2 separate regions of the Homo sapiens genome follow, and region 2 is linked to region 1. Evidence: read pairs that join two places in POLR2A ChIA-PET (ENCODE). Cell type or tissue: Panc1. All regions are shown on one strand. Links, peaks and the distances in the headings refer to the core of each region. The heading gives the core; the rest is flanking DNA.

Region 1 (11,394 bases), core at 148-8,147:
TCCCACCTTTCTGTTGATAATTTAAGAGAGTAAGAAAGAAATATGCAACATGACCACAAAACCTACCATTGAGAATCATCACCTCCCATGATATCAAAGAAAGATGGATTCTAGTCCAGGATGACTAAGTTCTCAAATCATCCTTTCCTGACTTGTTTTAACAATTTGAATGAGTGATGTAACCTTTATTTGTATTATATCTTTACACTGCTGACAACTGGACATTCTTCTGGACATTCTTCATTCTTCTTTTTTTAAAAAAGGACAATGTACATAGTAAACTAAAGTCATACTTTTTTTTCTATACTCTTCCAACTTTGCTTTCAACTCCAACACTCAGTCCCCTTCCATACAAACAACTTATTACCAGTTTCCTGAGTATGCTTTCGTGGGCAGTCTACACATATAACTGTATCACAAATACATTCATATCCAATCATTACCTGCCTCGCCCCCTTTTTTTGAGACAGGGTCTCTCTCTGTAGCCCAGGCTGGAGTGCAGTGGCATGTTCATAGCTCACTGCACGTCCCAAGTAGCTGGGACTACAGGCACGTGCCACCACGCCCGGCTACTTTTTGTATTTTTTTGTAGAGACGGGGTGTCACCATGTTGCCCAGGCTGGTCTTCAACTCCTGGGTTCAAGTGATCTACCTGCCTTGGCCTCCCAAAGTGTTGGGATTACAGGCGTGCATCACTGTGCCTGGCCCTTACTTTTTTCCCTTTCCTTTTTGTAGAGATGTTGTCTCACCATGTTGCCCAGGCTGGACTCCACCTCCTGGGCTCAAGTGATCCTCCCACCTCAGCCCTCTTCTTTTTCTCCTTTTAACACAAATGATAGCACTTGTCTATACCTTGCTGTTTTCTCACTTAACACATCAGTATATACAGATATGTCTCCTGGTGAGACCACTTTGAGGATTCAGTCTGCCTAGTATTGAAGTCCTTCAAAAATAGAACCCATGTCTATGATTTTCTTTAGTAGGATAACAAAGCTCTGTAAGCTTAGGCTAAGAGACAATTTCCATGCCCCTATTTGGAAATACAGTTGTGGTAGACAATCAGCAGTCACTACTGTGCAAAGGAGACTATGAGTGTAATAGGGTACATATGTTTGTGTGCATATGTATGTGACTATTAAGCACACATGCACTCATCTTATTCTCCATTTTGAATCCTCTCTTATATACTATATACCTTTCACTCTCCTCTAGTGGCTCTCTTCTTGTAGTATTTTAAAACGAAGTCATAGCTTTTCATCTTATAAGGAAAATAAAAGCAATAAAAAACTCTTCTTTGCCACTTCTTCCTCTGGATTTACCTACCCTGGGTCCTCCCTTTTTATAAATAAACTTCTTTAAATACATCGTCTTCATTTCCTTACCTCTCATTCATTTGTTCTGCTGAAATGTGACTTCCACCCTACCAACCAACAAAATGGCTCTCATCAATGTTGCTAAATTAAAGGCCTGTTTCTAAGTCTCTATGTTGCTTGACACCTTCCTGTAACATATGACATTTTGATCACACCCTTTTCTTTAAAACACTTTCTTCTCCCCAGTTTCCTTAAGGTTAAGACTCTTCTGGTTTTCCTCCTAGTACTATGGTGGTTGCTTTATAGATAAGGGACTTCAAATATCCTAAGCCTTCTCTTATTCTCAACAGGGTTGGGGGGCCCATGGTATTTAAGTTTAAAATCTATAGGATTTATATAACGCTGATTCCTAAATCTTTTCTACAACCCAGAGTTCTCTCACAGGCTTGAGATCTATTATCCAACAGCTACACTTGACATCCACAGATACTGCTAACTTACAATATCCAAGCTCATGATCTCCCCCCTCACAAATATACTTTCTCTATTGTTTCTATTTCAGCAAATAGTTCCCTCATTCACCCAACTGCCCAAGACAGAATCTTAGGCACTATTCTTAACTACTGCATTGCTACCTTCACCTAATCCATCTCTACATCATAAATATCACAAATCTTCTGAATATCTCTCAACTCTACCCTCTTTTTATTTCAAAAGCCAATAGCCACTATCATCTCTCACCTAAACTACTGAAAAAGGCCTTCTAGCTAGTTTCCCTAACTGTAGTCTCAATCTCCTTTAATCCATTCTCTGCAGTGCAGGCAGTATAAAGCCTTAACTAAAGCTGAACACATCACTCCAGGGCTTAAAACCCCTTTAGTGGCTTCCCAGTGAATTCTTTTCATGGCTTAAAAGATCCTCCATGATCTGTCCCTGCCTAACTTCCAACCCCTCTGTCTCTTACACCCTACACTGAATCTCTCTCAATTTCTTGAACCTCCACAATTTTGCTTTGTGCCTTGGGCACACTGTTCTTCGTCTTATTTCATCTGGCTCATTCTTATTCATCCCTCAGGTATTGAACAACACTTCTTTCTGGAAGCCTTACTAGGCACCCAGAATAGCTATGTGATTTTCTATATCCTATAATTTCCCCAACACAGTACTCTTCATGTTTTATTGTATTGTTTGCCTTGTTTACTACTAAATCTCTAGCATCTAGACTAGTACATGGCACATTAAGTGAATTCAATAAATTTCTGCAAACATATGCATATTATAATCTCTGCCCAAATTATTTGCCTAGCTCAGCCCTGGCCCCAGCATCCATGTTTAAAAAAAAAAAAAACAAGAGAATATGGGAATTGCTTGGTGCCTAGTACCTGGTGCCTCATGTAATGCTGTTGGAATGCATTGCCATTTTTGAAGACCTTCAGGCAATAAGGGCAGAGCAGATGCCGGGTATCCTCATGGATCATCCGAAAATGGACATCTACCTCAGAGTAGAGTGAGGAGCGATATTGACACACCTGAGTCACATAGGAGGGAAAATAAGGCTAAGAATGAAGTGAACAACTGAGAGGCCTTAAAAAAAAAGGTAGCAACAAAAATTTTTAAATTAAAAAAAAAAAGTTTTCTCAAATGCATAGAAATCAAATTATTTTCCTGACTTTGTAATGCTGGGCTATGTTTGTGATAGGTTTAGCTATTACTTTAAAAATAGGAAGGGACAGAAAGTCTAAGAATAATCCATGTTCTCTAACTAAGAAAAATAAAGCCTTTTCTGTCAATTTCCAAAGGGCACGTTCAGGAGACAGACACTCCCTTAGAATATGCACATGTTCCCGGCTAGTCTACTTGTGGACATGTTCTTTTATGTTTTTCTCCTGCATGGAAACCCTGAAGATAAACTGTGTTTACTATTTCTTCTGTACCTACTCAGAGTTCCTAAACTGAGTGTATGCAGTAGGTGGTCAACAATATTCATTAGTAAATTCTTTGTATTCTTCCTGAGGGCAAAACTGCTAAAACTCCCTGGAGAAAAAGGCAATACCTGGCAAACATAAGGCATCTCTCCAGGCTTATGAGTATCCTTCATATGCTGGAGAAATAGTGGCTCACTTTCAAACGCCCATTCACAGATCTTGCACTTGGCTGTAAGAAGAAAAGTAATCAATAAATCCACTTGAAAATAAGACAAAAGTCCTGCTGACTCACAATCTTTATTTTCTCTGCCTCCTTTATTTTGATTTTCAACAATCAGTAAATCATAGGTCCCTTCTGTTCTTTCTTTAAATGGCTCCACCTTAACATATATGTTGCTGATAATCTTATGTACGTAGCTCAGACTTCTTACCAAAGCTTCATTCTAGATTTTATCTATAAGACATTTTAAATTGGTTATTCTATCGTCAACTCTAACCTAATTCAGCATCCTCCTGTCTTACCACTGTTTCCCTTTTTCCTTTCCCCATTTCTTCCTGAGCTCAAAATTTAGGCACTATCTCGGATTCCAAACCCTGCATTCTGTCACCATTATTTCAAACTGCATGTAGGAACTGTCACTTCTCTATACTTATAATAAGGCAAAAACTTGGTACTAGCCCATATGATTTCCCACTGCTAATCAGCTGGCCTCCAATACCTCCTACTCTCTTTGAAATTGTCCATTTTGTCAAGCTTATGAGAAAAAATTTTGACAAAATTTTATGACACAAATGAACAATTTTGTCAAACTTCTGAGACAATTTTTGGTAATTTCATGTTGGCCAGGTTGGTCTCGAACTCCTGACCTCAGGTGATCTACCTGTCCCAGCCTCCCAAAGTGCTGGGATTATAGGTGTGAGCCACCGTGCCTGGGCTTTTTTTTTTTTTTTTTTTTTTAAGAGACAGAATCTCACTGTTGCTCAGGCTGGAGCATGATCATAGCTCACCGCAGCCTCCTGAGTAGCTAGGACTATCCTTTGAGCTCAAGCGAGCCTCCTGTTTCAGCCTCCCAAGTAGCTAGGACTACAGTGGTGCACCACCATGCCCAAGTAATTAAAAAAAATTTTTTTTTGTAGGGACAGGGTCTCGCCATGTTGCCCAGGCTGGTCGGAAACTCCTGGCCTCAAGCAATCCTTTTGTCAATCCACTTCAGTCTCCCAAAGTGCTAGAATTACAGGTGTGAGCCAGTGCACCGGCCAATTTTGGTAAGACTTTTAACTGCTACATATTTTTAATTATACAGTATGGCAAAAAGAGAGAGATTATTTACATTTTTGTCACTTTAATGGAATTAGTTTCAAGTTTTTGCAAATATGAAAACTGGAAGCTTAAAGCCTTGGGCATTTACTGGACAATGTCTAACCTCCCCCCGCCCCCAGCCCCCTACACCCCAGCCAAAGAAATATGAATAAAGTTGAAATAATTCTTTTTTCTTTTTTTAACTACCGAGAACCCTGGATTTTTGTTTTGAGACAGAGTCTCGTTCTGTCTCGCACGCTAGAGCGCAGTGGCTCAATCATGGCTCACTGCAACCCTGACCTCCCAAGCTCAAGCAATCCTCCCATCTCAGCCTCCCAAAGTACCAGAATTACAGGTATGAGCCACTGTGCCTAGCCAAGTAATTTTTTAAAGTAAAACAAACAAACAAAAGCCAGGGGTTCTTAATCTGGGGTCTATGGAACAGGCCTCTAGGAATCCAGGCTTTCTCTGAAATTATTTGCAAAAGAGTAAAATGTAGATTTTTCTAGGAAGAGGATTCAAACATTTCATATTTATTCTCAAAGAGGTCTGCAACTCCATTTAGAAACACTGTCTACAGGTACATTAGGTGCTATGAGGACATGGATAAATAAGAAATTCTGCATAAAGGAATGAGGAAAAGCTATAACAACATATAAAAGCTGAATTGTCAAAGAATGGGGCTCAGCCAGCCAGAGAGAGGACCAAGAGAAAAGCAGGAGGAAAGGCAAGTAGGTATGAAAGTTAACCACATGTTTGGGAAACAGTTAACTAGCAACATAACGATATTATCTCTTTTCCACTCACCCCCCGATTTGTTTACCTCTCTCATTTTTCTCTTCTAGAACACCTTTAAGCAATATTTTGTCCAGGCCTTTCTTAGTCTATGTTTTCCCTGGGCAATCTCATTCACTCTTTCTCCTATAACCTATTTATCAGCTCTATTTTCACAGCTGTCATGCAACATCAATAATAAAAACACTTATTAAGCAATTTCTAATGTACAAGCATCAGGTTAAGATTTACATGTGTTGGCTGGGCACGGTGGCTCATGCCTGTAATCCCAACACTTTGGGAGGCCAAGGCAGGCGGATCACCTGAGGTTGGGAGTTCAAGACAAGCCTGACCAACATGGAGAAACCCTGTCTCTACTAAAAATACAAAATCAGCCGGGCACAGTAATGCATGTCTGTAGTCCCAGCTACTTGGGAGGCTGAGGCAAGAGAATCGCTTGAAGCTGGGAGGCAGAGGCTGCGGTGAGCCAAGATGGCGCCACTACACTCCAGCCTGGGCAACAAGAGCGAAACTCCCTCAAAAAAAAGAAAAAAAAGATTTACATTGTGTTATCTCAAGAAAACTAGTGAGGTAGGAACTCAAATATAAGGGGATTTAAGAGATCTCTGGTAACCTTTGACACATCAGTTCTACAGGGGAAGGAGCTAATACAGAAAAAGATTCAAGAGGGAAAATGAATTGATTCTCCATGGTGGCTGTCCTAACTGTCCCTCTGAGCACCATCACCCTCCTTAACACCTAACACAATCTCCTACTTTGAGGAAATAGGCATGAACAACTGTAACTTCTGCTGCTTGTTTTCCAAATTATGGAAGGATAGATCTCTTGTACCTTCCTAAGGCTCATCCAACCTCATCATGCCATGTATTCCAAGATTTTGTCAATTTGTTTTCCCTGTCTTCAATCTTCCCCAACCCCGACAGGCTCCGACTCCTAAACATGGTTAAGCTCCTTAAAGCATCCTTCTCTCAATCCTATTTCTTCCTCAAACTTTCTCCTTTCCACTAACACAAGATTTTTTGAAAGATTAGAATAACCTACATCTGTTACCTTTAATGAGATGCTCAGGAAGTGGAGGTAACAATGCCAGGAAGAAAAATGTTATAATATTTGAAGAAATGGGCCGGGTGTGGTGGCTCACGCCTGTAATCCCAGCACTTTGGGAGGCCGAGGCCGGTGGATCACGAGTTCAGGAGATCGAGACCATTCTATCCTGGCTAACACGATGAAACCCCGTCTCTACTAAAAATGCAAAAAAATTAGCCGGGCGTGGTGGTGGGTGCCTGTAGTCCCAGCTACTCGGGAGGCTGAGGCAGAAGAATGGCGTGAACCCAGGAGACAGAGCTTGCAGTGAGCCGAGATCGCACCACTGCACTCCAGCCTGGGCAAAAGAGCGAGACTCCGTCTCAAAAAAAAAAAAAAAAAAAAGAATATTTGAAGAAATGTACCTTAAGATAGCCACTATGGAAAACAGGAATAATAACTAACAGTCTTAACCATTTTTTAGTCCCAAATCTCACACTAACAAAAGCTATGCAACCTCTCCCTTGAAAAATGCACACACACAGGCAAAGTTTATATGTAATTTCAAGGGGCTCACAGGACACCTCACCACCAAGCAGGTTAAGATTTCTGTATTAGACATAAATATTAAAAGACTATGAATCAGGGCCGGGTGCACTGGCTCACGCCTGTAATCTCAGAGCTTTGGGAGGCAGAGGCAGGCGGATCATCTGAAGTCAGGAGTTCAAGACCAGCCTGGCCAACATGGCGAAACCCCGCCTCTAATACAAAAATTAGCCGGGTGTGGTGGTGCACGCCTGTAATCCCAGCTACTCGGGAGGCTGAGGCAGAAGAATTGCTTGAACCTGTGACGCGGAGGTTGCAGTGAGCTGAGACTGTGCCACTGCACACACCAGCCTGGGTGACAAGAGTGAAACTCCATCTCAAAAAAAAAAAAAAAAAAAAAAAAAGAAAAAGAAAGAAAAGAAAAAAAAAAAGACTATGAATCAGACAGAGTGCGGTGGCTCACGCCTGTAATCCCAGCACTCTGGGAGGCCAAAGCGGGTGGCTCACTTGAGGCTAGGAGTTAGAGACCAGCCTGGCCAACATGCCTGTAGTCCCAGCTACTTGGAAGGATGAGGCAGGAGAACTGCCTGAACCCAGGAGGCTTAAGTTGCACTGAGCTGTGATTGCGTCACTGCATTCCAGCCTGTGTGACAGGGTGAGATTCTGTCTCAAAAAAGACTAAGAATCAGCATTAGACAAACTTATGAAAAGAACCCTAGGGCCATACAAGCTCCTTCAAGTCACTGCACTGCTCTTAAACAAGTGTGAATAAAAATGTAATACTACTTTTTGGGTTTTTTTTTTTTTTTTGAGATAGGGCCTTACTCTGTCACCCAGGCTGGAGAGCAGTGGTGTGATCATATCTCACTGCTGGCTCGACTTGCTGGGCTCAAACAATCCTCCCACCTCAGCCTCTTGAGCAGCTGGGGCTACAGGCACAAGCCACCACACCTGGCTAATTAAAAAAAAATACAAAAACAGAGAGAGATAAGGTCTCACTATATTCGCCAGGCTGTTCTCAAACTCCTGGGCTCAAGCAATCCTCACGCCTTGGCCTCCCAAAGTGCTAGGATTAGAGGCATGAGTCACCATGCCTTGGCCTGTAATGTTATTAAGATGATACTGTTATCACAATTAAATATAATGATCCACTGATATTCTGGGGACAACTCAGAAAATTTTTAAATAAAGTAGGTATTGAATGTTATTAAGGATTTCTGATTAATTCTGTTAGATCTTTTTTTTTTTTTTGAGACGGAGTCTTGCTCTGTCGCCAGGGTGGAGTGCAATGGTGCGATCTCAGCTCACTGCAACCTTCGCCTCCCGGGTTCAAGTAATTCTCCTGCCTAAGCCTCCCGAATAGCTGGGATTAGAGGCGCGTGCCACCACACACGGCTAACTTTTTGTATTTTAGTAGAGATGGAGTTTCACCATGTTGTCTGGGATGGTCTCGATATCCTGACCTCGTGATCCACCCGCCTCGGCCTCCCAAAGTGCTGGGATTACATGCATGAGGCTCCGCGCCCGGCCCTCTTTTTTTTTTTTTGAGACAGCGTTTCACTCTTGCTGCCCAAGCTGTAGTGCAATGGTGTGATCTCAGCTTACTGCAACCTCCGCCTCCCGGGTTCAAGCAATTCTCCTGCCTCAGCTTCCCAAGCAGCTGGGATTACAAGTGTGCACCACCATGCCCAACTAATTTTTTGTATTTTTAGTACAGACAGGGTTTCACCACGTTGGCCAGGCTGGTCTTGAACTTCTGACCTTAGGTGATCCGTCCGCCTCAGCCTCCCAAAGTGCTGGGAGTACAGGCGTGAGCCACTGCGCCGGCCTATTAGATCTTAACAAAGGTACTGTGGCCACACACACACACACACACACACACACACACACACACACACAAAAGGCCTTATTTTTTAGAGCTACATATTAAAATATTTAGGAGAAAAATATCATGATGTCTACAATTAACAAACAATTCAGAAAATAAAAGGAAAAAAATCCCCCAAAATATTAGCATGTAAAAATAAGCTACTTTTTGAAAAGGTATCTGCACTCCCATGTTTATTGCTGCACAGTTCACAATAGGCAAAATATAGAATCAACCTAAGTGCCCACCAACAGATGAATGAATAAAGAAGATGTGGTGGCTGGGCACAGTGGCTCATGAGGTCAGGAGTTTGAGACCAGCCTGACCAACATGGTAAAACCCCGTCTCCACTAAAAAATACAAAAAAATTAGCCGGGCGTGGTGGCGTGTGCCTGTAATCCCAGCTACTCAGGAGGCTAAGGCAGGAGAATCACTTTAACCCAGGAGGTGGAGGTTGTGGTGAGCCAAGATTGCACTACCGCACCTCAGCCTGAGCGACATAGCAAGACTCCTTCTCAAAAAAAAAAAAGATGTGGTATATATACCCAGTGGAATATTATAGCCACAAAAAAGAATGAAATTCTGTCATGCAGCACATGGTTAGAACTGGAAGTCCCTAAGTGAAGTAAGCCAAGCACAAAAAGACAAATATCACATGTTCCCACTCATATGTGGGAGCTAAAAAAAAAAGTAGATCTCATGGAGAGAGAGTAGAATGGTGGTTACCAGAGGCTGGGAAGAGTAGGGGAGTAGAGAGTTGAAGAGAAGCTGATCAACAGGTACAAATATATGGTTTGAAAGAAGAAATAAGACCTAGTAGATCAGTAGGGTGACTATAGTTTACAATAACCTGTTGTAAATTTTAAAATAGCTAGAAGAGAATAATTTGAATGTTTCTAGCATAAACACATAGAGTGATGAATATTCCAAGTACACTGATTTAATATTTACAGATTATATAAATGTATATTAGATTATCACATGCATCCCTAAACCATGTACACCTATTATGCATCAATTCTTTTTTTTGAAAAAGCTACTTTTGGGCTGGGCACGGTGGCTCATGCCTGTAATCCTAGCACTTTGGGAAGCTAAGGTGGGTGGATCACGAGGTCAGGAGTTTGAGACCAGCCTGGCTAACATGCTGAAACCCCGTCTCTACTAAAAATACAAAAAATTAGCCGGGCATGGTGGTGGGCGCCTGTAATCCCAGCTACTTGGGAAGCTGAGGCAGGAGAATCGCTTGAAACCAGAAGGTGGAGGTTGTAGTGAGCTGAGATTGTGCCACCGTACTCCAGCATGGGTGAAAGAATGAAGCTCTGTCTCAAAAAAAAAAAAAAAAAAAAAAGAAAAAAAGAAAAAAAGTTACTTTCGACCGGGCATGCTGGCTCATGCCTATAATCCCAGCACTTTGGGAGGCCGATGCAGGTATATCATTTAAGGCCAGGAGTTTGAGACCAGCCTGAACGACACGGCGAAACCCCATCTCTACTAAAAATAAACAAACAAAAAAATTAACTGGGCATGGTGGCACATGCATGTAATCCCAGGAACTTGGGAGACTGAGGCACAATAATTGCTTGAACCTAGGAGGTAGAGGTTGCAGAGAGCCAAGACTGCGCCACTGCACTCCAGCCTAGGTGACAGAGCGATTGTCTCCCAAAAAAAAAGCTGAGCACGGTGGCTCACACCAGTAATCACAGCACTTTGAGGCTGAGGTGGGTGGATTGCTCGAGCTCAATAATTTGAGACCAGCCTGGGCAGCATGGCAAAACCCTATCTCTACAAAAAACACCCCCCAAAACAAAAAACCCCCCAAAATTAGCTGGGCATAGTGGCATGTGTCTGTAGTACCAGCTATTCAGGAGGCTGAGTTGGGAGGATCATCTTAGCCTGGGAAGTGGAGATTGCAGTAAGCCAAGATTGTGCCACTGCACTCCAGCTTGGCTAACAGAGTGAGACCCTGTCTCAAAAAAAAAAAAAAAAAAAAAAAAAAACTACTTTCATGCCAGATCTGTCAAGGGTGCAAAAAAGGAAATTACGAAAGACTGCAAGAATAAAATTGATATATGCTAAGGAAAGGTGATTTTGGTAAGCATAAAATCTTGTCATAAGAGACTCAAAAATTAAGTCAGGGAAACCAAGAGAAAAAAGATCAATGAGGGTCTACATTGTTTCTTTTCCATAAGGAAAAACTTATCTTCCCTCTGTGTAATTTTATTATTTGTGGAACTTCGGAATAACAAAACCCACCCCCCATATTACGCGTAAAAATGAGTTAGGTGCCCAGACTGGGCAACACAGCAAGACCCTGTCTCTACCCCCAAGAAAAGGAATAAATTAGCTGGGTGTGGTGGCATATGCCTACAGTCCCAGCTACTCAGGAGGCTGAGGTGGGAGGACTGCTTGAGCCCAGGGGTTCGAGGCTGCAGTGAGCTAAGATTGCGTCACTGCACCCCAGCCTGGGTGGCAGAGCAAGACCCTGTTGTCTCAAAAAACTGGTGTTTTCACTAAGAGGTATGGATGAGTTACTCTGGCTTCACATTACTGACAGTGAAGAATCGTGAGTCCTATTCTAGACCAAGCTGGCTACCCTGGCACTACACTGCAGTGTTACCATTGATT
Region 2 (11,199 bases), core at 1-8,000, 240 kb before region 1:
CTAAGAAGGCATGATGAGAATAGCACTCCCTAGCAAAACCCTTTATGACAGCCATGCAACAGGTGCATGTAAGATGTGGGGAGAGGGCTGGGGATGTCAACTAGCCTTACATTGGCAATGGGGTCACCACTCCTCGTGGCTACCAGACTGAAGCTCCGCACATAGGTATTTGCCTTCATTGCCTCACACAGCTCACTTAGCATGGGTATTGGGATGTCCTATCGGAGGGGAATAGGAGATGGTGGGCTAAGGGACTCTCGGATGTCAGTGGTTATCCGGTGTTATGGTTTGGAGGATGCAAGTCAAATACCTGTATATTATTCAAGTTCACCTCCTCCAGCTCCTTGTCATTGCTTCGGACCCTCTTTAGTATCTCCTCAATGTTTGTGGGATTTGGGGGTTCATCCGGCACTGGCTTATACTTGTCAGGCTGTACCACACCTGGTGAATGAGGGCAGGAAGGGAACCCCAACATGTTCCCCATAATCTCCTCCCCATTGGTTTTCTTTTCTTTTCTTTTTTTTTTTTTTTGAGATGGAGTCTCGCTCTATCCACCTAGGCTGGAATGCAGTGGCACAATCTCAACTCACAGCAGCCTTGACCTCCCGGGTTCAAGAAATTCTTGTGCCTCTGCTTCCCAAGTATAATATCTGGGATTACAGGCATGCAACCAGCTAATTTTTGTAGTTTTAGTAGAGACAAGGTTTCACTATGTTGGCCAGGCTGGTCTTGAACTCCTGACCTCAGGTGATCCACCTGCCTCGGCCTCCCTAAATGCTGGGATTACAGGCATGAGCCACCTCACCTGGCACTCCACAGGTTTTCTTATCACTCATGCAGCATGTCCTCTCCCAGAATCATCAATTTCACCCTTTTCTACCTTCTCCCAGACACTAGGACTGCCTGCCCAGAGCCCTGGGGACCATGCTCCCCAAACACACTCACTGCTAATGCCTTCAGTGTTGCAGATTTCTCCACTGCAGAGGGCATCATAGTATTGCTTGTTACTCATCAGTGTGTACATGTCCAGAATTGCTGGAGAGGGTAAGAAGAGGAGTCACAGGGAATGAGAAGGAACCTGTTCCAAGCCTCCCTCCTACCTATTTCTGAATCTGTTGCATTTGTAAAGCCTGACCACTTACACTTTGCCAAAGAAGTTTCCCACCCTCTTTCAGCCCCAGGGGTCCTTTCCATAAACTTCTTAAGGCAGTAGTTTCTAAAACATTGAGAAAGGGCTAAGGGAAGGTCCCTTATGAGCCACTAGAGGATAAAGGAGTCTGTAGAGACTCTCCTCTTTCAGCCAGAATGGTTCCACTTTTTTTCCCCCCGAGACGGAGTCTCACTCTGTCCCCCAGGCTGGAGTGCAGTGGTGCGATCTTGGCTCACTGCCACCTCCACCTCCCGGGTTCAAGCAATTCTTCTGCCTCAGCCTCCCAAGTAACTGGGATTACAGGTGCATGCTGCCATGCCTGGCTAATTTTTTTTGTTGTTGTTTTTGTTTTTGTTTTTTGTTTTTTGAGACGGAGTCTCGCTCTGTTGCCCAGGCTGGAGTGCAGTGGCACTATCTTGGCTCACTGCAAGCTCGGCCTCCTGGGTTCACACCATTCTCCTGCCTCAGCCTCCCGAGTAGCTGGGACTACAGGCGCCCACCACCACACCCAGCTAATTTTTTGTATTTTTAGTAGTGACGGGGTTTCACCGTGTTAGCCAGGATGTTCTCGATCTCCTGACCTCGTGATCCACCCGCCTCGGCCTCCCAAAGTGTTGGGATTACAGGTGTGAGCCACCGCACCCGGCCAGTTTTTTGTATTTTAGTAGAGACGGGGTTTCACTATGTTGCCCAGGCTGGTCTTGAACTCCCGAGCTCAGGCAATCCTGAGTGCTCCCAAGTGCACTCAGGCCTCCCAAGTGCTGAGGTTACAGGTGTGAGTCATGGTGCCTGGCCCAATGATTCCACTTTTATTTGCTCTTACAATCCCTGTAAAATTGCTCTTGAGGTGTTATTAAATTTAAAAATGAATAAATATATAAACAAACAAGAAAAGCTTGAAACTACTGCTTGACGCTTTCTTAGACATCCACATTCTGGTTGAGGGCCTTCCTCACTAGTCCCATGTCATGGCTAGAATCCACCTGCCCCTGATCCTCTCACCCTCAACTTCCCACAGCTACCCACCTGCAATGTCACACATTTCAGCATCTGTGGCATGTGCCAGTGCCTCCTCCAGCTCAGGCTCCAGGGTGATCTGCTCCTCTGCTGGGATTTCCCTCTTGGGCTGAATATAGGGTTTCCCTGATGGGGAGATGAAGGATGGCTCAGGTAGAGGTAATTTCTCCCAAGATCCTGGCCTCCAGGTTTCCTTCCTCCTCCAGGAGGTAGAATGCTGCGTCACGAAGGGACACTGGAAAGCCTGAGTCCTCTACAAACTCAAGAGTCCTTAGCCCCCTGATCTCTCAAGAACTGAAGAGTGCGGGGCTGGGCGCTGTGGCTCACGCCTGTAATCCCAGCACTTGGGGAGGCCGAGGCGGGTGGATCATGAGGTCAGGAGATCGAGACCATCCTGGCTAACATGGTGAAACCCCATCTCTACTAAAAATACAAAAAATTAGCGGCCGGGCACGGTGGCTCATGCCTGTAATCCCAGCACTTTGGGAGGCTAAGGCGGGCAGATCACGAGGTCAGGAGATCGAGACCATCCTGGCTAACACAGTGAAACCCCATCTCTACTAAAAATACTAAAAAATTAGCCGGGCGTGGTGGTGGGCGCCTGTAGTCCCAGCTACTCGGGGGGCTGAGGCAGGAGAATGGCGTGAACCCGGGAGGTGGAGCTTGCAGTGAGCCGAGACTGCACCACTGCACTCCAGCCTGGGCAACAGAGTGAGACTCCGTCTCAAACAAAAAGAAAAAAAAAAGAACTGAAGAGTGCAAGCTCGCATTTAAGTGTCAGGGCATCTGAGTCCCTAGGCAACTAGGAGCTGGAAGGTGAGAGGGAAACTGGAGTGGGGACGAGTGAGAGACAGCACAGCCACTTGGGTTCTACGAGGCATGGATGTCAGGGTCCCCATACCCTTCTTCTCGCCTGTGAAGGGCACCAAGTCATCACGCTCTTTGACTTCTAGTGCCTGTTGCTCCAAGTACTGCAAAAGGGCCTCTCGGTCCAGTGGCCCCGTTGGGCTCTTCTTTGTCTGGTCACGTTGTCTTAGTCCAGCTGGCAGGAGCATGTTCTTAGGGATGAGTTTTGGGGAGCAAGTCAGACCTCCCCTCTGACCTAGGTACTGCTAGGGCTCCCTAAAACATCACCGGACACCTTTCCCCTGGCCTTCTTAGGACCCTAGGTCCTGTAGCAAACCCTATTCTCAGCCACCCAGAGCCCAACACCCTTCCCAAATGCCTGGGACTGCCTCTGGTTCCCTGTGCTGGAGCCCCTACCTCAGGATCCATCTCCTGTAGTTCGCAGTCCAGCTGCTCTAGCTCCTCGGGGCTCAAGGTCCTTAGGATCTCATCTTCATCTATGTCTCTGTATTTCTCCAGTTCCTTCTGATATGATGACATGGTGGCCCCCACCCCCTCCCCACTGTGTGGTACTCACAGAGCCTGGGCAACATGGGACAAAAGGATGGACAATGGTAAGATGGACAGGGACACAGCAGGGACACAAAGAGACCAGCCAGGGGGGCAGAACATTGGATTGGATTTCTTGGAGATTAGAAGTCTAGTTGAGGATGGGAAGTGGGGAAGATTAGGTTGTTTAGAGTTAGAACTAGAGTCTCCTTTCTGCTTCCCCAGCTTCCAGCCACTCTGGATGGGGATCCCAGACATCTAAGCTGGGTTTGTCTTCCCACGGTATGACAGAGAAATCCTGGCAGCACCCCTCCCCTATAACCTCACTTGTCAGTGCCTTCGCCCTAACACAGCTGCTGGAAGCCCTGCCAACACAGCTGGTCCTATGCCCAGTTCCTATTGAAAGGGGATGAGGGGTGGGGGAATAGAGAGCTTCAGGGAAATTCCTCCTCTCCTCCTCATAATCCAGGCTTTTTCCTAAACCGGATAAAAAAACCAAGGACAATGAGGTGTAAGGGGAAGAGAGAGTCTCTTACCCCATCCTCATTTCCCTTTTATTGTGGGGGATCAAGATTTCACTTTCTGTGTTTGCTAAAATTTGAAGTCTTAAGGGAAAGCAAGGGCTCGGAGCAGTTGGGGGACTTCCAGGTTGGGGGAAGGGTAGTAAGGCCTCTGTGAGTCCCCATAATCTGTCCCTTGCTTTGGACAGGAAGGTGACACCAGACCAATGGGTGTAAATAGGGTAAAGTTTCTTTAAAAACAGTGGGAATATTAAACTCGCACAATTTTGTACAATATAAGATACGCATAAGGAGCTATGCATACACACCATGCTGAATATGAAAGATCCAGAAAGTATGTGAGACACATCGACAATGTAAACTATACACAGTTAAGGGGTAGGACGGCACAGTGGCAGAAATATACACTGAGTGACAGAGACAGGGACACACTCCACATCATTCCCCATAGGAGCCACTCTTCTCCTCCCATCTCCCACCGGGCTCTCATCCATAAGCCCCCTGTCTTCCCCACCTACCAGTCCTGGTGGTCACCTCCCTTCTCACCTCCCCTGTGTCAGTAGGTCTGTCTGTTCTACTAGAGCACTGTCCCAGCAGCAGGAGGAGCCCGGTGCCGGGGGAGAGGGTGGGGGAACAGTGAGCTCAGCATTTTATTATTTTAGCTCTGGCCAGGTGGGGGGTAGTGGGAGATCACATATACACAGCCCCCATACCCTGCCCAGCCCTGAGAGCCTCTAGTGGTCATTAACAGCCATGGCATCTCTTCCACTTCCCTTCATACAAGCCCCAGTCTGAGACATATGAGTTCGACTAGAATCAGCCAGTTCCTCCTTATTTGGTGCCTGCTGTATTCAAAACAGTGAGTGTAAAGTGATAGGAAGGTCAATACAAGGATGTGTTTTGGTGTGCAATTTTCAGATGTTTATAATTTAGTTGGAGGAATGAATACAATTTAGAAAGGACAGCTCATAATAAATGCTATCGAATAAAGACCCAAATATATGCAGGTATTCAAATACTTCTTGCTCCCAACCCTAGACTGGACACCAGACAAAAGGGATCTTTCTATTTTATTAGATTAAAAAACACAACGAAACCTGTAAGAACTAGGGGAAAAGGAAAAAGAAACAGATTAGGCAAAGATCAGAGATGACAAAGGGGAGAAGCAGGGAGAAGAAACGGAACAGCAAGAGCCCCAATCAGGGCAGGAAAGAAGTTTCTGAGGACTAGACATCTCTTCATTTAATGACAATTTTCTGGCGCAAGGCTCGGGGCCCAGAGCCAGGGAGGGGCTCAGGAGGTGGCGGGCCGGGGCCCAGGGCTGAGGCAGTGGGCGGCAGTCCATGGGCAGTAATGTACTTCTTGTAAGCCTCACGAATGATCTTGAAGGCTCGAGCAGTGGCATAGGGTATGTCTGTAACAGGGTCCCGGTATAGGGCTGGACGATGGGTCACTGGACAGACCTCACGAACAGGGACTTTTGGGGGCCGCCCTTGGGGGAACCATTCCTCGAAAGTTGCATCATCACTAAAAGTGATGAAGGTACGTGAGCAGCGAGCAGGGGGGTTGACGGGTCCAGTCCCAGCATGAGGAGTCAATGCAGACACCGAGGGAGCAGGATCAAGTCTGAGGACAAAAGACAAGGAAAAACACAAAGAGCTGAGGAGAGAAGACAACAGATACAGAAAGAAGGAAATCAGGCTGGGTGCAGTGGCTCACACCTGTAATTCCAGCACTTTGGGAGGCTGAGGCAGGCAGATGACGAGGTCAGGAGTTCGAGACCAGCCTGACTAACAAGGTGAAACCCTGTCTCTACTAAAAATACAAAAATTAGCCGGGCGTGGTGGCGGATGCCTGTAATCACAGCTACTCAGGAGGTTGAGGCAGGAGAATCACTTGAAGCCAGGAGGCGGAGGTTGCATGGAACCAAGATCGTGCCATTACACTCCAGCCTGGGTGACAGAGCAGCGAGACTCCATCTCAAAAAAAAAAAAAAAAGAAAAGAAAGAAAGAAGGAAATCAGAGAGATGAGGAAAGAGAAAAAGGAGGCAGGGTGTTGGGAACATTCTGAGGAACGTACTAAGTGACTGATGGGAAAAGAAAGCTAGGCTAGAAGGAAAAACAGGAAAGAGAAGAACAGAGAAGCTAAAAGAAAAAGGAATAAGAAAGAAATAAGCTGGGCTGGGCGCGGTGGCTCACACCTGTAATCCCAGTATTTTAGGAAGATGAAGCGGGACGATTACTTTAACCCAGGAGTCTGGGCAACACAGCGAAACCGTCTCTACAAAAAATACAAAAATTAGCATGTGTGGCTGTACTCCCAGCTACTTGGGAGGCTAAGGTGGGAGGATCGCCTGAGCACAGGAGGTGGAGGTTGCAGTGAGCCGAGACTGCACCACTGCATTCCAGCCTAGGTGACAGAGCAGCATCATGTCTCAAAAAAAAAAAAAGAAAAAGAAATTGAGCTGAAGGGAGTTAGGAATCTGAAAGAAATCTCCAAGTGTTAAGGAGAGCTGTGTGAGAAAAGCAAGCAAAATGGGGCCAAGAGAACATGAGCTGAACACACAATCTCTTTTCCTCTTGAGATTCACTCACCCTTCTATGTCAACGTTCTCTTCCTTGGGGCCTGGCTCCCCAACAAGTGGCACTGTCACTGAATGATAGGTGATTATGGGCCCGGGGCACTTCCGCTTCTTATGAACCTGCTTCTTTTTATCAGCCTCGAGCCGCTCATATGTCTCTTTAGGGTCAAAGGAAGAAATGAGGGGATGATCAGAATGTCCCTTTTTCCCATATCCCAGTACTGTCCCACGATCTCTCAATTATCTTCCTGGCTATCTAGTCACTGCCAACTACCAGAGACAACTATGGAAGTCCCCTAAGGCCGTCTGGCACCTCCCATTTTGTAAGTTTTCTGCTTATAAGTTTTTTCTTGACATCCTCTCTGCTCATTTCTCAAGTACACCTGGGCCCTCTATAGTACCTCAGAGTTGGAAGGTACCCTTTGATGAGGAGCTTATTTGCTTTCCCAGATACCAAAATCTCCTCTACAAATGCCCTGTCAATTCACTCCTACAGCTGGGTGTGCTGGCACACGCCTGTAATCCCAGCTACTTGGGAAGCTGAGGTGGAAGGATCGCTTGAGCCAGGGAGGTGGAGGTTGCAGTGAGCTGAGATGGCACCACATTGCACTCCAGCCTAGGCAGCAGAGTGAGATCATATCTCCAAAAAAAAAATTAGTAAGGTAGGAAATTATATTTAAATATAGAGATTTCTGGTCGCTCTTAAACAACAAGAAAATCTCGCAACCCTGGGTCTGCATTCTTACAGGGGAACAATTAGCTGAGCTGAGTAACTGTTCCTCCTTTCAGGCACTCCTCTCCAGTTCACCACCATCCCTCTGGCTGGCTGCACACTTCATGTTACCTGCCTGGTCTCCGTGATACTGCTCCATGGCGATGCACTATTGGTATATATGTCTCCTCCTTAAGGGCAGTGACTATAACTCATATTGCCTAAATATTATCAGGGTGATACAGCATTTTCCACATTACAGGCACTCATTAAATATTTGTTAATGAATAAATGAATCAAGGCTGGGCACAGTGGCTCATGCCTGTAATCCCAGCACTTTGGGAGGCCGAGGTGGGTGGATCACCTAAGGAAAGGAGTTCAAGACCAGCCTGACCAACATGGTGAAACCCCGTCTCTACTAAAAATACAAAAACTATCCGGGCGTGGTAGCACATGACTATAATCCCAGCTACTTGGGAGGCTGAGACAGAAGAATTGCTTGAACCTGGGAGGCAGAGGTTGAAGTGAGATTGCATTATTGCACTCCAACGCGGGCAATAAGAGCGAAACTCTGTCTCAAAAAAATAAATAATTTTAAAAATTTAAAAAAAAGGGCTGGGCTTTTTTTGGTGGCTCACACCTGTAACCCCAGCACTTTGGGAGGCCAAGGTGTGCGGATCATGAGGTCAGGAGATCAAGACCATCTTGGCCAACATAGAGAAACCCTGTCTCTACTAAAAATACAAAAAATTAGCTGGACGTGGTGGTGAGCACCTGTAGTCCCAGCTACTCGGGAGGCTGGGGCAGGAGAATGGCGTGAACCCAGGAGGCAGAGCTTGCAGTGAGCTGAGATCGCGCCACTGCACTCCAGCCTGGGCAAAAGAGTGAGACTCCGTCTCAAAAAAAAGAATCACCATGCACGGTGGCTCACGCCTGTAATCCCAGCACTTTGGGAGGCTGAGGTGGGCAGAGCACCTGAGGTCGGGAGTTTGAGACCAGCCTGACCAACTTGGAGAAACCCCGTCTCTACTAAAAATACCAAATGAGCCAGATGTGGTGGTGTATGCCTATAATCCCAGCTACCGGGAGGCTGAGGCAGGAGAATTGCTTGAACCTGGGAGGCGGAGGTTGCGGTGCGCCAAGATCATACCATCGCACTGTAGCCTGGGAAACAAGAGTGAAACTCCATCTCCAAAGACAAAACAAACATACGAAAAAAAATGAATCAAAATATTCCTCGTCCCCTTCCTCTGAATGAACTCCAGATTTCTGTGTCCTTAAATATGGTTATGATGAACACAATTCCCTAAAGTCTGACCATAAAAGAGTACTCTGGAGGCCAGGTGCGGTGGCTCATGCCTGTAATTACAGCACTTTGGGAGGCCTAGGCGGGTGGATCACCTGAGGTCAGGAGTTTGAGACAGACCTGGTCAACATGGTGAGACCCTGTCTCTACTAATAATACAAAAATTAGCTGGGCGTGGTGGCTTGCACCTGTAATCTCAGCTACTCGGGAGGCTGAGGCAGGACAATCACTTGAACCTGGGAGGCGGAGGTTGCAGTGAGCTGAGATTGTGCCATCGCACTCCAGCCTGGGTGACAGAGCAAGACTCCGTCTCAAAAAAAAAAAAAGAGTACTCTGGAAACCCTTCCAATGATTGAACCTCTCTTGCACTTGAACTGTTTGATAATACTGCTTTCTCTCCTTTGAGCCAGTCTTCCAACGCCTCAACCCCTTTACTTTCTTTTTCTTTTTTGAGACAGAGTCTTGCTCTGTCGCCAGGTTGGAGTACAGTGGCACAATCTCGGCTCCCTGCAACCTCCCCCTCCCAGGTTCAAGCAATTCTCCTGCCTCAGCCTCCTGAGTAGCAGGGACTATAGGCACGTGCCACCATGCCCAGCTAATATTTGTATTTTTAGTAGAGACGGGGTTTCACCATGTTGACCAGGATGGTCTGGAACTCCTGACCTCGTGATCCGCCCACCTCAGCCTCCCAAAGTGCTGGGATTACAGGCGTGAGCCACCACGCCTGGCCCAACCCCTCTACTTTCAAACACTTGCCTACACCCTCTGGAACTCGTGCTCTGTAATCTGCCAACTCATCTATATCCTCAAGCTCCTCACTCAGCATTCCTTCCATGACTTGCCTTAACAGAAACCTGGTCATTCACTGAGGCCACCACTCCTCTCTGCAGACCTCTGGTGGAGGTTGCTCATTCTCTTACATCCCTACAGGATATACCTATGTCCTACTGGGCCCCACCCTGTAGCTTTCAGAGCACTGCTTTTCTGCCTACCAGCAAACTCCCTTCTCTTTTGAGACCTGTGCCAAGAGTCTAGATTAACTTCTCTCCTTCCTAGTCATGGTCACTCCTTCATTCACTGAAGACTTTGGCAGTGGTTTCCACTCTTCGTCTCTACCCCAATTCCCATCATCTTAGGGTCACCCTGGTGACTTCGAAGTGCACATGGGTAGCCCCTTCAACACTGCATGGCCACAGTTTATCACCTCATCTCTAACAACCTTCTTTTCCATGTCACTTTACTTTTTTTTTTTTTTTGAGTCTCACTCTGTTGCCCAGGCTGGAGTGTAGCGACACGATCTCCACTCACTGCAACCTCCGCCTCCCGGGTTCAAGTGATTCTCCTCAGTGATTCTCAGCCCCCCGAGTAGCCAGGACTACAGGCACGCACCACCATGCCTGGCTAATTTTTTGTATGTTTAGTAGAGACGGGGTTTCACCATGTTGGCCAGGCTGGTCTCGAACTCCTTACCTTGTGATCCGCCTGCCTCGGCCTCCCAAAGTGCTGGGATTACAGATGTGAGCCACCGCGCCCAGTCACATTTTCCTTTTTAAATCATGCTTAGGTTGCTCACTGTATCATTTCAATCACTTCAGTCACTCTCCTGTCAATAATTCCCTTGCCCTGATCTGGACTGCTGAGTGCTACTGGAGAAAAATAACAGCACAGACTGGAACCACCATAAATTCATGGTCCTAGCCTTCAGCAGGTCCCTCAATACTGCTCAATATCCCACATCAATAACTATTTAAATGCTCCTCAGTCTCCTCAAGCTTCCAGCTGTATCCTTAATGTTTGACAGATGGTGCTGCATAATGAAAAAGACATCAGGTGAGAACCTCCGCCATGCCCTCCCTCTGGATTACAAACCTACAACTGTAAGCCACATTTTTAAACAGAGACAGGGTCTCACTATGTTGCCCAGGCTGGTCTTGAACTCCTGGGCTCAAGCGATCCTCCTTCCTTGGCCTCCCAAAGTGCTGGGATTACAGGCATGAGCCACTGCACTCAGCTAAGCCACACTTTCTTTCTTTTTTTTTGAGACAGAGTTTCACTCTTGTTACCCAGGCTGGAGTGCAATGGCACGATCTCGGCTCACCGCAACCCCCGCCTCCCGGGTTCAAGTGATTCTCCTGCCTCAGCCTCCCAAGTAGCTGGGATTACAGGCATGTGCCACCACACTCAGCTAATATTTTGTATTTTTAGTAGAGACAGGGTTTCTCCATGTTGGTCAGGCTGGTCTCGAACTCCTGACCTCAGATGATCCACCCGCCGCAGCCTTCCAAAGTGCTGGGATTACAGGTGTGAGCCACGGCGCCCGGCCACCACACTTTCTTTCTCCCTTCCCCCATCTGAAGCCAATTCCTCCACCATGCTGCTCTGGTTCCCAGCCTTGCCTCCCATCTCCAAAAACCTACACTATTAATAACCGTTTTTTCTTCTCTTTCTTTAAACTCAGTTCTTTCTCATGAAAGACATAATTTCTAATATCTTCGAATAAAATAAAAACAACTTTA

The links. ChIA-PET counts read pairs that join two places held together with the same protein. Peaks named below come from ENCODE experiments on the same cell type or tissue, not always from the same donor. Only the 100,000 strongest peaks of a DNase experiment are listed, where the experiment ranks them.
Region 2: POLR2A ChIA-PET joins it to region 1 with 15 read pairs; 5 of 35 experiments call an interaction of 5 or more read pairs at or near these places.

Annotation. Positions count from the first base shown.
Region 1 is chr1:151,408,930-151,420,323 of GRCh38, forward strand. It overlaps POGZ (pogo transposable element derived with ZNF domain), which reads right to left. Exons shown (of 19, transcript NM_015100.4): 11 at 3,367-3,467; 12 at 2,696-2,842. Among named protein-coding and RNA genes, the nearest start is that of PSMB4, 15 kb to the left of the region's middle. In Panc1, for the core only: no CTCF peak of the experiment used is centred there; no DNase peak of the experiment used is centred there.
Region 2 is chr1:151,171,323-151,182,521 of GRCh38, forward strand. TMOD4 (tropomodulin 4) reads right to left here and starts at 4,659. Exons shown (of 10, transcript NM_013353.3): 1 at 4,602-4,659; 2 at 3,431-3,595; 3 at 3,069-3,225; 4 at 2,177-2,293; 5 at 946-1,035; 6 at 311-441; 7 at 111-218. The coding sequence starts at 3,553. VPS72 (vacuolar protein sorting 72 homolog) reads right to left here. Exons shown (of 6, transcript NM_005997.3): 5 at 6,679-6,823; 6 at 4,982-5,709. The coding sequence ends at 5,322. In Panc1, for the core only: a CTCF peak has its summit at 4,796; no DNase peak of the experiment used is centred there.